Linked DNA regions of Homo sapiens: region 1 is linked to region 2. A link is a loop called in an ENCODE intact Hi-C map of the cell type or tissue named here. Cell type or tissue: K562. All regions are shown on one strand.

Region 1 (8,000 bases), 76 kb after region 2:
AGACCAGCCTGGCTAGCATAGTGAAACCCTGTCTTTACTAAAAATACAAAAACTAGCCAGGCATGCTGGCACATGCCTGTAATCCCAGCTACTCAGGAGGCTGAGGCAGAAAAATCACTTGAACCCAGGAGGCGGACGTTGCAGTGAGCTGAGATCACGCCACTGCACTCCAGCCTGGGTGATGGAGCGAGACTCCATCTCAGAAAAGAAAATAAAAAAGAAAAACACTTTCAGAAGATTTCTCCATGTCAAAAAACTATAATGCTCACCTAGCAGAACGGCTGAAATCTAAAACACTTACTACACTAAATACTGGTGATGATATGGAGAAATAGAAACATTTATTGCTGGTGGAAATGCAAAATCAAATAACCAGTTTGGAAGACAATTTGCCAGTTACTCACAAAGCTAAAATATACACTTACAATCCAGCAATTACACTCCTTGGTCTTTACCCAAAATAGTTGAAAACTTACATTTTGCACAAAACTCTGCACGTGAATATTTGGAGCAGCTTTATTCATAAATGCCAAGACATGGAACCAAGATGTTCTTCAAAACGAATAAACTGTGGTACATCCATACAATGGAACATTATTCACTTACAAAAATAAATGAGCTACCAAGCCTCCAAAAAACACAGAATGTGTAGTGCATATCACTAAGTGAAAGGAGCCAAGTCTGATAAGTAGATATACTATATGATTCCAACGATATGACATTCTATAGAAGGCAAAATTATAAGGACAGTAAAAAGATCTGTAGTTTTCAGAAGTTTGGCGAAAATCAGGGAGGAATTAATAGGTAGAGCACAGGAAATATAAATTATAAGACCATGAAACTATTCTGTATAATGCAGTAATGATGGAAAAATGTCATGTCATTGTGCATTTGTGAAAATCCATAGACTATAAAAAACGAAAACGTCAATGCAAACTATGAATTTTAGTTAATAACTTTTCTATATTAGTTTATTAACTGTAACAAATGTACTACACTAATGCAAAATGCTAATAATGAAGAAGCTAGGGTGAGGGAGGGGATTTTCCATTTAATTTTTATGTAAACCTAAAGCTTATCTAAAAATCAAGTATATTAATTTTTAAGTAGTGCTAATTCATTCTTTTTACTGACTATATTATATTCCAAGATGGTATAAATATTCTCCAATGTATTTAACCATTCCACTACAGATGGACATTCATTTGCTTTTTTGAGATTTTTTTGGTTTTGTTTTTTGCCCACTACAGCAACATTGAAACAAGCATCAACCTATACATGACCTAACCTGCTAATGCTTCCATTTCCACAGCTATTCTCTTAAAAGTAGCCTGAATTAAATTATTTACTTAAAATTCTGAATGTACATTGTTATGTTGCTTTAAAAAGAGGCTAGTAATACTTCAGCTAACAAAAAAAGGGAGTATTATTTTCCCCAGATCCCACCAGCAATAGACTTTTAGTTTTATTTTTTAAATAAAATAAATATAATTATATACATTGTATACATATATTTATCAGTAATAAATATAAAATTAAAAATTTTTATATTTTGATTTTGCCAGTCCAATAGATCCAAAGTGATATCCTATTTAAATACTTAAATGTCCCTTCCCTGACAACTACATTTGAACATTTAAAAAATGTTTTTTGGTCATGTAGATTTGTTCTTTTTTGAATGGTCTACTCATATCCTTTTCTCCACTTTTCAATGGAAATTGTTTGTCTTTTTCTTGTCAGGTTGTGAAAGCACTTTGTATATTCTTACATGTACATGAGGTGGATTGAAGTCCAGGTTATATACCCTTCCGCTAGGAGGGTGAATCCAACGGCGGCTGAGACGATCTTTAAGTGTTTCAAATGGAATATTCAAACTGATCACTAGATCCACTTCACAGATTTTGTCCAGGGCTTCGGCTTGTCCTAATGTCCTAGGAAAACCTAAATGCAAAGAACAAAACAAGTGAAATGCAAGCTATTGCCCAGTTCCAATTAGTTCTTGAAACATTTTCAGTGACAGAATTAAATCTGCATATACCATTCTAAAAGGAGCTTTACACTATCTGGGTGATGGGATCATTTGCATCCCAAACCTTAGCACCACATAATAAATCCATGTCACAAACCTGCACATGTATCCTCTGAATCTAAAAGTTGAAATTATTTTTTAAAAATGAGCTTTAACCAAGAATATCTACCTCCATAAATGTAATATTAAAATAAAATATGCTATTCTATAACCTAGCTTCTGCATTTGGAAGACTCAAAGATTAAGGAATCATATGATAAAAATTTAAAATGCGCTAAACTAAAAATCACTAAACCAGTCCTGGCTCTAGTCCTTTCTCTGCTCTTAACTACCTGTGTCACCTCAGGCAAGTTACATCACCTCCATTTCCACTTCTGTTAAAAAAGTGAAGGGAAAGCATTTTATCTTACATCATTTTAACACTAGCCATTTATGAGTAGGTTCTTAGGTTAGCAAAAATAACTATATACATTTATTTTAGAGTCTAAATCAATTAAAGTATGATCCTCCATCCAGACCTTCACCTGAGTCTGCACTTTAACCAAGGTAGGCAATCTGATTAACAGCATGGTGACTATCATAAATACTGTATTGTACACTTGAAATGTGCTCAGAGTTGATTTTCAGGATTCTCGCCACACACATAAGAAATCATACCTATGTGAGATGATGGATATGTTAATTATTAAACCTAACTGTGGTAATCATTTCACACTGTATGTATCAAAGCATCACATTGTACACCTTAAATATATACACTTACTTGTCAAGTATACCGCGATAAAGCTGGAAAAAATTTGAAATTGTTTTAAGTCTATTTAAAGATTTTAAAAGGAACTAGAGTTTTTAAATCTATTGGGATAATGCAAAACTTATTCTTCCTACTTTTCTAAATGTGTGGAAATAACAAAATTAAAATTTGGGCTCATGGGCATCTCTTCCTTTTCTGATTTAAGTATAAGCTCTGGGTGACCTCAGGAGTTAGGTCATATGACCCCAAATTACACTTTTCTTCAGAGATTGACCTGTTTAAATGTAACTCCAGGTTTGGCTCTGGTGGGGCTACACAGTGGTAACTTTTTCCTAAACAAATCACTCCAGTTTATCTGCTCTGACAAAAATCTTGCTGGATCTACTATCATTTTCTAAAAAAATGTCTTTATATCCTAGTTAAAGAACCAGGTAGATGAAGAGCTGAAAGTATAATAAAAGATGCAACATCCAGAAGAGAAACTTTAAATCCATTCAGATAAGGATACCAGCCCATCTCTACCCTTTCAAAATTGGAAGTATCAAGATGACAACTTAAAAATGGGTATTCATGGCCCTGTAGCACTTACAATTCAAAGAATTCCTTTCCTTACTGCAGGAAGTTGGTGGCTCAAACATGAATATGCAGCACTGCATTGAAACCCCTAAGTCTGTGTGAATGCCAAGCTGATTTGAGTGCTCACTGAGTTGAATGTGACAAAATCCACCCACGCCACTGCTTCAGGTACCTATTGCTTGCTAACTCTCCAATGCTTCCTCCAAAGCCTTCCTTACTGCCTGTGAGCCATCCACATAAAGTCCCCTCTCAATGACTGTCAGGTTCTGCCTTTCCCTGGACAACTCACTCTTCACTACAATGTCAAGATGGCAATTGGAATAAAAAGTTGCCTGCAAGGCCAGGCACAGTCGCTCACACCTGTAATCTCAACACTTTAGGAGGCCGAGGCAGTGGGATCACTTGAGGCCAGGAATTCAAGGCCAGCCTGGGCAATGTAGAGAGAACCCATCTCTACCAAAAATAAAAATTAAAAAATTGCTTTTACTGGTGATGCATGCCTGTAGTTACAGGTACTTGGGAAGCTGAGGTGGGAGGATTACTTGAGCCCAAGGAGTTCAAGGCTGCAGTGAGCTACAATCACACTACTGCACTCCAGCCTGGGTGACAGAGTGAGATAGTGAGCTCCTGTCTCAAAAAGAAAAAAAAAAGAAGAAAAGAAAGAAAAGGAAGACAGAGAGAAAGAGAAAGAAAGAAAAAAGAAAAAAAAAGAAAGGTACCTACAGCCCAAACAACCTCAAGATCATCTATAAACTCTTTCCCCGCAAACCTCTGCCACATCAATGAAAAGCATTTTCTAAAGCAGTGGCTTCCAAAGTTATCTTCACTGAAGTACAGAAAGAAAATATTTGAACTTTGGGGAAGCGGGAGGCAGGGAGGGCTTGGCTCATTCTTTTAAAAGAATGTCGTATTAGTGGCCGGGCATGATGGCTCATGCCTGTAATCCCAGCACTTTGGGAAGCCCAGGCCGGTGGATCACTTGAGGCTAGGAGTTCGAGACCAGCCTGGCAAAACTCCATGTCTACTAAAAATACAAAAATTAGCTGGGCCTGGTGGCGCATGCCTGTAATCCCAGCCACTAGGGAGGCTGAGGTACGAGAATTGCTTGAACCTGGGAGGCAGAGGTTACAGTGAGCTGAGATTGTACCACTGCACTCCAGCCTGGGTGACAGAGTAAGACTGTCTAAAAAAAAAAAAGCACTGCAATCACATTAGTGAAACTGCATGGGTAAATAAATAATTTATACATAATTATCCATATATTGAAGATGTAAATTCAACCTTCTCACTGATAAATGTAAACAAAGAATTTTAGAGATCCCTCTTCTAAGACCTGAAAGCTTAGCCACAGTCTCTGCCTTGTGTTCTAGCATCACTAACTGTGACCTTGACAAGAAAACAGTCTTTATATCGGATAGAGGTTGAGAGCTGGGAGCGGGGGAAGCACTAGAAAAGAAAAGAACAGGAAGCTCTAAAAGATAACATAACATTAGTTCCTCCAACAAATAAAAGCTCAAATCTTATTGGCTAGTTTCTTTGTCTAATGAGGGTAACAAGCCAGTCTGCTCAGCTGAGCTCTAGAGCCCTCTGGAGGAGTAAAATGCAAAGTGTACAAAATAGGCTGAACTCAGCAAGAAAAATTTCAAAAACATGTTGGATAGCACCTGCTACCTACTGGACTCTCACATTCAGACCTGCTAAAGACCACAGATGATAATTAATTCCAGTGATTTAGACTACAAGCAACAGGTACCTAAAGCTGGTTTAGAAGGAACAACTATAGAAATAAACCATTCCACAACTTCAAGGGTTCTCCATTTGATGAGCACATCAAAATCACCAAGGAAGACTCAAAAGAAAAAATCAGGGTCGGACATGGTGGCTCACGCCTGTAATCCCAGCACTTTGGGAGGCCGAGGCGGGTGAATGACCTGAGATCAAGAGATCAAGACCATCCTGGCCAACTTGGTGAAACCCCATCTCTACTAAAAATATAAAAATTAGCCGGGCATGGTGGCAGGCGCCTGTAATCCCAGCTAATCAGGAGGCTAAGGCAGGAGAATCAATGAAACCCGGGAGGCGGAGATTGCAGTGAGTAGAGATCGTGCCACTGCACTCCAGCCTGGTGACAGAGCAAGACTCCGCCTCAAACAAAAAAAAAAGAAAGAAAGAAAGAAAAGAAAAGAAAAGAAAAAAAATCAATGATGATGGATGCTCAGATCCTGTCCCAGACTTTCCTAGAGTAGAACATCTAGGAGTGAGAGCAGGACTTGGGTATTTCTAATATTTACCCCGATTCATGACGAACCACCAAACTTCTCAGTGACAGCAACAGTGCAAGTATGACACTAAACACTTATCTGCCCCATTTTTCTGTCAGGCTTAACTCTACTTCTAAGTAGGTAACAAACCACTTTGAAGAACAAGTCGCCTCTATCTCACTTCATCAGAAGTGAGCTGGGAAGGAAAGTCCCAAACACATGCAAATCTTTCCAGATTTACGAACTCCCTAACTTAGTCACCTGTTTGTGACATTCTTCTCCAGAGGCTCTCATGTACTTGTGCAGTATCTTACCTCTAAGGAAAGTGGTGGCAGGGGAGGCAAGCATGGTATATTAGTAAGAACAATGGACCAGAAATAAGTCAAAGATCTGGGTGCCACTCACTATTTCAAAAGTGAGGAGAAATAGCCTTAAGGTAGACACATTCAGGACTCAATAACACATTAGGTATAAGCACAAGCTTTGGGAACAGACACACCTGGATTTAATGCCTAGATTTATCTCTACCTGTAATCAGACGCACCTGGATTTAATCCCGGGACTTTACCTAGCCGTAACTGTGAGAACTTTGGCAAGTTTCATATACTCTCAGATCCTTAGTTTCATCTACTCTCAGATCCTTAGTTTCATCAGATATGAAACAAGGGGCCGGGCACAGTGGCTCACGCCTGTAATCCTAGCACTCTGGGAGGCCAAGACGGGTGGATCACTTGCGGTCAGGAGTTCAAGACCAGCCTGGCCAACATGGCAAAACCCCATCTCTACTAAAAATACAAAAATAAGCCAGGCATGGTGGCCCACGCCTGTAATCTCAGCTACTCAGGAGGCTGAGGCAGGAGAATCACTTGAACCCGGAGGTGGAAGTTGTAGTGAGCCGAGATCGTGCCACTACACTCCAGCCTGGGCAACAGAGAGGGACTCCATCTCAAAACAAACAAACAAACAAACAACAACAACAACAAAAATGAGGGCACATTAGTTTGCTAGGGCTGCCACAGACTGGGTGGCTTAAACAATCCTGGAAGCTATAAGTCCAAGACCAAGGTATCAGCAGGGTTTGCTCCTTCAGAGGCCTCTAATTGATTCATAGATGGCTGTCTCTCCTGCTGCCTTCACATGGTCTTCACTCTATGTATCCACGTCCAAATGTCCTTTTCTTATAAGGACGCCAGTCAGATTGGATTGGGGCCCACCCTAATGACCTCATTTGAAGTTAATCACCTCTTTACAGACCTTCTCTCTAAATATAGTCACAATCTGAGGTACTGGGGGGGCAGTTAGGGCTTCAACACAGGAATTCGGGGTCAGAGGACACACCCACAACTCAGCCCATGACAAAGGGTAATGCCTACTGCACAGGGCAGTTTGAGGATTAAAAGTGACAATCCCTGTCAAATGTATAAGATGCAAAGTGCTGGGCACATGGAGAGTGTGCTGATTAATAAACGGTTGCTGCTGCTCTTGGTAGAGCTCACCTAGGAGCTCAGCTCATTTCCCAATTCAATAAAAACGCAGCAGCAGGAAAGAAAGGCCCTCATCCACCCACATTTAATTCCTTTTCTGGGTTTTTTCTAAGAGCTTGGGGAGTCCCTGGTGCTCTCTGTGGCAGTTACAGCTCAGCACAGGTAGTCATGAGTCACAGGGAGCTCAACCCCAGCACAGCACAGAACCTGGGCACAACACAGCCACTACTTCCATAAGCCTCCTTCCACTGGTTTTCAGTTTGCCCCTTTCATCACCTACCTGACTCTTTAATAGTAAAGCTCCTTAATCTACTTTCCTGATCTGGTTCAATACCTTATCACGGTGAGGTTTCATTTGGGTTACAGATGGATAAATTCAACACAAAGACTCACTCTTAAGCTGTTGATAATACAAGTGTACCTTGAGGTAGCAACATGGTATAACTTCCAAGGAACTAGTGCACGTGCAGGCTGTGTTAACTGTAACTAAGGATCCAAATCAAGAAAAGTGGCAGCTTTGTGGTATTTTCTGTAGTGAGTGCCCTTTTCTAGAAGCATTCACAAAGACAAGACAACTGTGCCTTGGAAGGAGCTGGACTACATGGCTTCCAAGTCTGCAACTCAGCAAACATAGCCTTTATGCTTCACATATACTAAACTGTTCACAAAGCATTTCTATAAATTTACTTACCTCTTACTCTTCTCATTAACCCTATGAGGTGGATAGAGAAGTTATTAGCCTCAGTTTAATTAAGCTTGGATTCAGTGAAAGCCAACAGCACAATGCATATGACATCTGGTCCTTAGATTTCTGCTAAAGTGTTCTCTCTTTCTATGCAACGATGCTGCTGTATCAGGCATATAAAAAGTAATTGTTAAAAAGAATCCTCCAGCCTGGG
Region 2 (8,000 bases):
ACAGAGCTACATATAGGAGACTGGTTTTCTGACCAGTCCGGGTCAGAGTTCTCAGCATTCCATCACACTGCTTAATATGAATTCAGCCAATAAAGTTGTCACTTACTTCTACTTTCCATTTCTACTGTATTAAAGTAGACAAACAGATTTGTAGCCTATTGCAATTATTTTAGTTGAAAACTTTGACTTTATTTTTGATCCGAGTAGGAGACTGACAAACTCCAGACCATTTTTCTGAAAGACTTACAGATCATCATTTTTTAAAATTCCCTTTGGCTATATTTTATTTATGAATAACAGAGTATGACTCTTTCATCTTTGCCTCTGAAATCTCTATGCCCATGTGGTATAGACTATAGGGAACCATGTGTTGGTGAAAAATAAGAAGTTTTCAAAAGAAGGCAGAAGACTGCAAATTACAAAAAGGAAATGTCCAAGTAGTGGTAACTATGTCTTAAGCTCATGGTACAAAGATAATGATAGCAGTGCTTTTCTAACGCCTTTATAGCCTTGGTCACAAGATTGGAGAGCATAGTGGTGTTGGTTTTCAATTCCATAAGGATTTACTGAGTATTACCATGGGGCCAGTTCCCTTGTCCTCAATCTATCTTAACTTTCAATGGGAAGCAATGATAGGAGGAAAAAAATAGCAAAGACCTATTAAATAATTCAGTAAAACTTAAGTCGACACAAACCCCATTTACTAGAACTTTCTCAGTGTGGTAGTTAAGAACATGGGCTTTGGAGATGGACAGACCCAGACTTCCAGCCTGGATATTTGAACTTGAATGAAATACATAACTTTTCTGAGTCTCAGTTTCTCATTTGTTCATTGAGGTACTACCCTACTGATTGGCTGTACATATTAAATTAGCTAGAGTAGCTATAGTGTACATTTATTCTTTTATCAACCAAGAAGAATGGTCCCTTTTTCTGGGAAATTCTCTTCTGTGGTTGGGTTAGAGCTGCCATAGCCCAGGGATAGGTACCTATAACCAAGCTAGGTCAACCATGGCTTTTTCACAGGACTTTTCCATTTAAAACCAGAAAGAGCAAGTCTGAGTCTATCCTTCCCTAGAGCAAAGATGACACACAGAGGTTGAAGGAGCCATTCTTTCTGACATATGGAGACAAGTGATCTGAGAGAACAATGCTGCTGAGGAGGGAGAAGTAAATTTGAGAGAGGAAGATAGGTATATAGGAAAAACAGTGTTTATATTCTAGAAATTCAGGAGACCCAGATGCACTCCCATGCTTCATACAATTACAAGATCCCCCTTTTTCAATTTAGTTAATTCAGATTGCATCTCTGTCACTTGTAATCAAAGGAATCCTGCCTAATACAGTACTTAACACAATGCCTGCATCACTGTAGCTCAATACACTGAAGTTATTATGATTTCCTCACATAATTGGATTAGCACTTCCATCCCTACTTCTCTATAACACATAAAAAGAAAAACTTCAGATGCCTAAATAAAAGCTTACATTATAAATGTAGCAAAAATAATAAGCATCATGCTACCACTTAGAATCCTTACATATTCAACTAAACCTCCTATACTTTTTTTCTGGCTATAACTAACATTTATGCTGTACTCTATATTGTACAGAGAACATTTTTTAAGCAAAACATTGTCCAGCAGAAATATAATGTGAGCCATATGTGTAATATTTTAATTTCCAGCAGCCAAAATAAATTTTTACAAGTGAATTTAAAAAATAAACAAGTGAATTAATTTTAATAACACTTTATTTAACTCAATGGGTACAATATATTGCCATTTCAACATGTAATCAATAAGATATTTTATATATTTTTCCACCTAAGTGTTCAAAATCTACTGTGTATTTTATACTTACAGCACATCTCAATTGGACTAGCCACATTTCAAATGCTCAATAGCCACTTATAGCCAGTGGCTACTACATCAGACAGTGCAGATATAAAATGCTGTAGTCAATCTTCACACCAATTTTAAGAAGATTGAAGCTTTTGTAATTACAGATGATAAAATTGAACTCAAAAAAATTAAGTGATTTTTTTTTCATAGTCAACAACTAATCAGTCCCAAGCCCAGGATCAAACTTTGGCCTTTGCCCTCTACATTTTCTGCTTCTTATTTATGTTACCCATACAATAAGAACTGATGTTCAACATGATCCTGAAATACAGCCAAATCAAACAAATACATAAATAATGACATGACTTCACCTATAAAATGGAAAGACTGGATTGGTGGGCAATAGGTACAAGGATTTATCTTCTGTATTTTCTGTTATAGTTCACAAGTCAGGTTTCAAGAGAAAAATGGGTATTGCTGATATGTCTTAACCATTATCATTTTCTCTGAACCTTTTCACAAAGTCCTTTCATTGCTTTTTCTTTGTAGCAACAAATGAATTCCTTGTTTTGATGCAAATTAACCCTGCAAATTAACAAGAAACTTGTTTTTTAGTTAAGATAACTGAGTGAAAGTGCTTAGCACAATGCCTGGAACATAGTAATTTATGTTGATTTCCTTTGCATCATAGGGTAAACATGTTTTCAAGGAAAATTTAATACCTGGGAAAATACACTAATAGAACATAAGTTTGATTCTAAATGAAAATTATATTCTTAAAAGCAATCTGCCTCTGTATGTGTACAGACAAAACTATGCCTCTGTACGTGCATATCTGCCCCTATTTGTGCATAGACCAACATATTAACAATAATTAGCTCTTGATAATGGTATTAGAAATGACTTAAAGTAGATGTTTATTTTTGTATGTTATGAAAAAATGTTTGCAAAAATGGCTGCAAACATTCATCCCACTCACCCTCACTTGCTGCCACCCATATCACAATGCAATATTATTTTATATTTCTTCTCACCAAGAGGTAGGGTACACTTCTTCACTCCTTGAATCTGGGCTGGCCTTGTGACTTGCTTTGTACAATAGAGGGTGTTGGGGAGTGTCTGTGTCCCTCCAAAATTCCTATGTTGAAGGCCTAACTCCCAGTGTGGTAGTATTTGGAGATGGGGGCCTTTGGAAGATGATTACGTTTAAATGAGGTTATGTGGGTAGGGCCCCCATCATGGGATTAGTGTCCTTATAAGGAAAAGAAGAAACACCAGAGCATGTGCTCACTGTCTCTCTGGCTCTCTCTCACACACACCCCATCTACCCCCATGTGAGGACTCAATGAGAAGACAGCAAGCAGCCTTCTGCAAGCCAGGATAAGGGTCCTCATAGCAACTGAATCTGCCAGCACCTTTATCTTGACTTTCCCAGCCACCAGAATGGTGAGATATAAGTGTGTGTTGTTTATGCTATCCAGTCTATGATGTTCTGTGACAGCAGCCTGAGCTGACTGAGGCAGAGGGGAAGTACTGTTTTACCAGCTCCAGACACAGGCCCAAGAGCATTGTGGATTTCTGCTTGCTCTCTTGGCTCCTCTTCTCCTTCTCCAAGAGAACAAGCCCAAGCTAGTCTGCTGTAGGATGGGAGGCCACATGGAGGAGCTGATCCTGACATCCCAGCTGATGCCTCATACGTTTGAGTGAGCCCCAATGACAACAGCTGAGGTTGGCCCAGACTGGAAGAACTGCCCTCTGAGCCCATTTAAATTACTGCCAGCAGAATTGTGACCTGAATGTATGCTGTCTTAAGCCACTAATTTTGGGGGTGGTTATCTCAACACAGTGTAAAATAATAAAAATAAAAAATAAAAAAACTGGCTGGGTCTAATGGCTCACACCTATATTCCCAGTACTTTGGGAAGCCAAGGCAGGAGGATCACTTGAGCCCAGGAGTTTGAGACCAGCCTAGGCAACATGATGAGACCCCATCTCTACAAAAAAAAATTAAAGAAAATAGCCAGGCATGATGGTGTGTGCCTGTGGTCCCAGCCACTCAGGAAACTGAGGCAGGAGGATTGCTTGAGCCCAGGAAGTCGAAGCTGTAATGAGCCACATTCATGCCACTGCACCCCAGCCTAGGCAATACACCAAGACCCTGTCTCAGGAAAAAAGAAAAAAGTTTGGGGTGGTTTATTATGTAGCAAAACCTAAATTAATACAAACGTGTTTTCCAGAGTTTCTACAATGAAAAGCGTAATATTCATTAAAAAAAAAAAACAAAAAAAAAAAACCAGGCCGGGTGCGGTGGCTCATGCCTGTAATCCCAGCACTTTGGGAGGCCAAGGTGGGTAGATCATCTGAGGTCAAGAGTTCAAGACCAGCCTGGCCAACATGGTGAAACCCCGTCTCTACTAAAAACACAAATAATTAGCCAGGTGTGGTGGCAGGCACCTGTAATCCCAGCTACTCGGGAGGCTGAGGCAGAAGAATTCCTTGAACCTGGGAGGCAGAGGTTGTAGTGCGTTGAGATCGCGCCATTGTACTCCAGCCTGGGCAACAAGAGCGAAACTCCATCTCAAAAAGTAAAAAGTAAATAAAAAATAAAAACATTTGTAAAGAAGTCAGAAAGAAAGGAAGAACGAAGGAAAGGGAGTGAAGGTGGGAAAAAAGTGACAACGGTGGGAGGGAGAGAGGAAAGTAGGAACGAAAGAAGAAAAGCAAAAACAGATCTGTGTGCAAAAACACAGATCTGGGTACAAATCCTCACTCCACTATCCACTAGTTGTGTTAGTCAAGTTATCCAAAGCTTTTCTATCAAACTTTTCATATCAAACTTTTCTAATATTGCTTACCTCGTAGAATTGCTTTATGAATGATAGGTGATATTTACAGCACCCAGCAGAGTATCTGACCCTTAACAGCACTCAGTACATCTCATACCCCTTCCTCACCTTCTCCTTTTTTCTACACCCAGTAAAACCTGGATTTTTATGGCTCAGCTTTATCCCACTCAAGTATGCAGGGATATAGTTCACATTTTATTTTAAATTCATTTTAATCTCCTTTCCCAGGCAGAACAGGCTAAGTGACTCAAATCCATTTAATTAGGTCCTTCTGCACCTTTAGCTTTGGAGAAAATGTTAAATAATAGGAATGCTATAGATTCATTACTAACTTTCCTTGAATATTTTATTATGAAAATTTCAAACATACCAAAAAAGCTGAAAGAATTTCACATGATGAATATCTACATATCTAATGTATAAATTCAATAATTTGGCTAGGCATGGTGGTTCACATCTGTAATCCCAGCAGTTTGGGAGGCCAAGGTGGGTGGATCACTTGAGTTCAGGAGTTCGAGACCAGCCTGGTCAACATAGTGAAACCCCGTCTCTAATAAAAATACAAAAATTAGCCAGGTGTGGTGGTGTATGCCTGTAATTCCAGCTACTCATGAGGCTGAAGCAAGAGAATCACTTGAACCCAGGAGGCGGTCGTTGCAGTGAGCCAAGATAGTGCCCTGCACTCCAGCCTGGGTGACAAAGTAAGACTCCACTTCAAACAAACAAACAAAAAATTCAATAATTTGAAACATTTTGCAAGTTTGCTTTATCTAGATATTTGGGATTTTATTGTTTTTGCTGAACTTTTAAAGAATGAATTGAGACATTTTACTTCACCTCTTAATTTTTCATGATGCATTTCCTAATGGGGACATTTTCCTACACAACACAAAATTAATAATTCCTTACTGTCATCTAACATCCAATCTATATCTAAGTATCTCCAATTGTCTCTGAAAATGTCTTTGCTAATAGCTGACTTTTTAATAATAGCTAACATTTAGATAGTCATGATGCTTACAACAATACTCTAAGATGGATATTATTATTATCATACTATAGTTAAAGAAATTAAGTTCAAATGCTAACTGCCCTTCAGCACCATAGGAAAGGTAATAATTTAAAAATAAACAACAACAACAAAAAATGCTAACTGCCTTGCCGAAGATCACATAGATAGTTTGTGGAAAAGTTATTATTTAAGCTTATTTAAGTGTTTAAGTGTTTTTCAATAGATCAGGCTGATATGTGAACAAATGCATTTAAATTTTTTAAAAATCAATATACTCTAAAACAAAGCTTTCAGAAGAAAACCTACATAAAGTAATATCACGATATTGACGCAAACAGAATTCTTAAACAGTACTCAAAAAGTAGGAACTGTGAAGCAAATCAATAAAGTAGACTGCATTAAAGAATTTCGGTTCATCCAAAGACACCATTAAGAAAGTGAAAATATAAACCACATTGACAGAAGATTTTTCCAATACATACATTCAAAGGACTCAATATAAATCTCTAAGAAAATCTACAAATCAGTACAAAAAAGGCAGAAAACGCAGCTGAAAATTTGGCAATCTGCTGGCACCTTTATCTTGACTTTTCCAGCCACCAGAACTGTAAGATATATACGTGTGTTGTTTTAACATACAATGCTCAGACAGAGGCAGTGGCTCATACCAGTAATCCCAGCACTTTGGGAGGCCGAGGCGGGTGGATCACTTGAGGTCAGGAGTTCAAGACCAGCCTAGCCAACATGGTGAAACCCCATCTTTACTAAAACTACAAAAATTAGCTGGGTGTGGCAGTGGGCGCCTATAATCCCAGCTACTCAGGAGCCTGAGGCAGGAGATTTGCTTGAACCCGAAAGGTGGAGGTTAGAGTGAGCCCAGATCATGCCACTGCATCTCAGCCTGGGCAACATAATGAAACTCTGTCTCAAAAAAAAAAAAAAACAACAATGACACAGTGCTCTTAGGCCTATGTTTGGTACTGGTACAATAGCACTTCCCCTCTGCCTTAGTAAGCTCAGGCTGCTGTAACAAAATAGCATAGACCAGATAGCTTAAACAATACATATTTGTATCTTATGGTTCTGGTGGCTGGGAAAGTCTAGATAAAAGTGCTGGTCATAATCAGGCCTCTCACAAAAGACTACATACAAATACCCAATAAACTTATGACTAGGTGCTTAACCTCACAGTCATCATGAAAATTCAAATGCAAACCACAGTGACAGATACACTAACTAGAATGGCTAAAATTTAAATGACTGGCCTGGTGCAGTGGCTCACATCTGTAATCTCAGCATTTTGGGTGGCCAAGGCGGGTGGATCAGAAGTCAGGAGATCAAGACCAGCTTGGCCAACACGGCAAAACCCCGTCTCTACTAAAAATACAAAAGATTAACCAGGCTTGGTGGCACGCGCCTGTAGTCCCAGCTACTCAGGAGGCTGAGGCAGGAGAATCGCTTGAACCTGGAAAGTGGAGGTTGCAGTGAGCCGAGATCGTGCCACTGCACTCCAGCCTAGGTAACAGAGCGAGACTCCATCTTGGGGAAAAAAAAAAATTTAAATGACTGACAGTATCAAATGTTGGTAAAGATGTGGAATAACTAGAAATCTCACACCCTGCTGAGAGGAGTAAAACTTGGTACAACCACTTTGTAAAACTGTTTGGCAGTATCTATTAAAGCTCAATATGCACATACCATGTGACCCAGTAATTTTTAACATATATAACCAACAGAAATATGTATATAACCAACAGAAATATGTTCACATGGGCACCAAAAGACACATATGGGAATATTCATAGTAGTACTTTTCATAGCAGACCCAAACTGGAAATGTCTGCCAAAATGAAAAAACTAAATTAGTATATTCCCTTAATGGAATACTATATAGGAATGAGAAAGAATGAACTACAACTACCACACAATGGGTCTCACAAACATAAATTTGGGCAAAATAAATGAGAGCAAAAGATCATATACTAAATGATTCCATTTATACAAAATTCAAAAATGAACAAAATGAATCTACAGTGTAAAACATTGGGTCATTAGTTATTCTTAGTAGAGGTTGGAGGGTTGTCAGGAACTAGAAAGGGGCTTCTGGGTTGCTAGTAACCTCCTGTTACTTGATTTGGATGCTAGTTACACAGTGTATTCACTTTATAAATGCTTTACACTTTTCTGTGTACTTAAAATTTCGCCTACAAATTCAATGTTCTTTGGGCATACACACACTCACAAATCATTATGTAGGATTCTGAAACCGATGTTTAGCAGTTCATCTCCTAAGAATTC

What was found. A loop is a pair of places that touch in the nucleus more often than their neighbours do. Peaks named below come from ENCODE experiments on the same cell type or tissue, not always from the same donor. Only the 100,000 strongest peaks of a DNase experiment are listed, where the experiment ranks them.
Region 1: it touches region 2 in a loop (5-fold over the local background); 2 of 110 quality-filtered maps call a loop at or near these places.

The regions. Positions count from the first base shown.
Region 1 is chr1:65,212,695-65,220,694 of GRCh38, reverse strand. AK4 (adenylate kinase 4) reads right to left here. Exons shown (of 5, transcript NM_013410.4): 3 at 1,769-1,941. Among named protein-coding and RNA genes, the nearest start is that of AK4, 68 kb to the right of the region's middle. RefSeq lists an enhancer at 7,069-7,168. In K562, a CTCF peak has its summit at 4,939 (motif pointing left); a DNase peak (open chromatin) is centred at 4,904.
Region 2 is chr1:65,288,458-65,296,457 of GRCh38, reverse strand. All of the region lies in intron 2 of DNAJC6-AS1 (DNAJC6 antisense RNA 1), which reads left to right. It also overlaps a transcript of DNAJC6 not described here. Among named protein-coding and RNA genes, the nearest start is that of DNAJC6-AS1, 17 kb to the left of the region's middle. RefSeq lists a silencer at 6,902-6,961. In K562, no CTCF peak of the experiment used is centred here; a DNase peak (open chromatin) is centred at 3,217.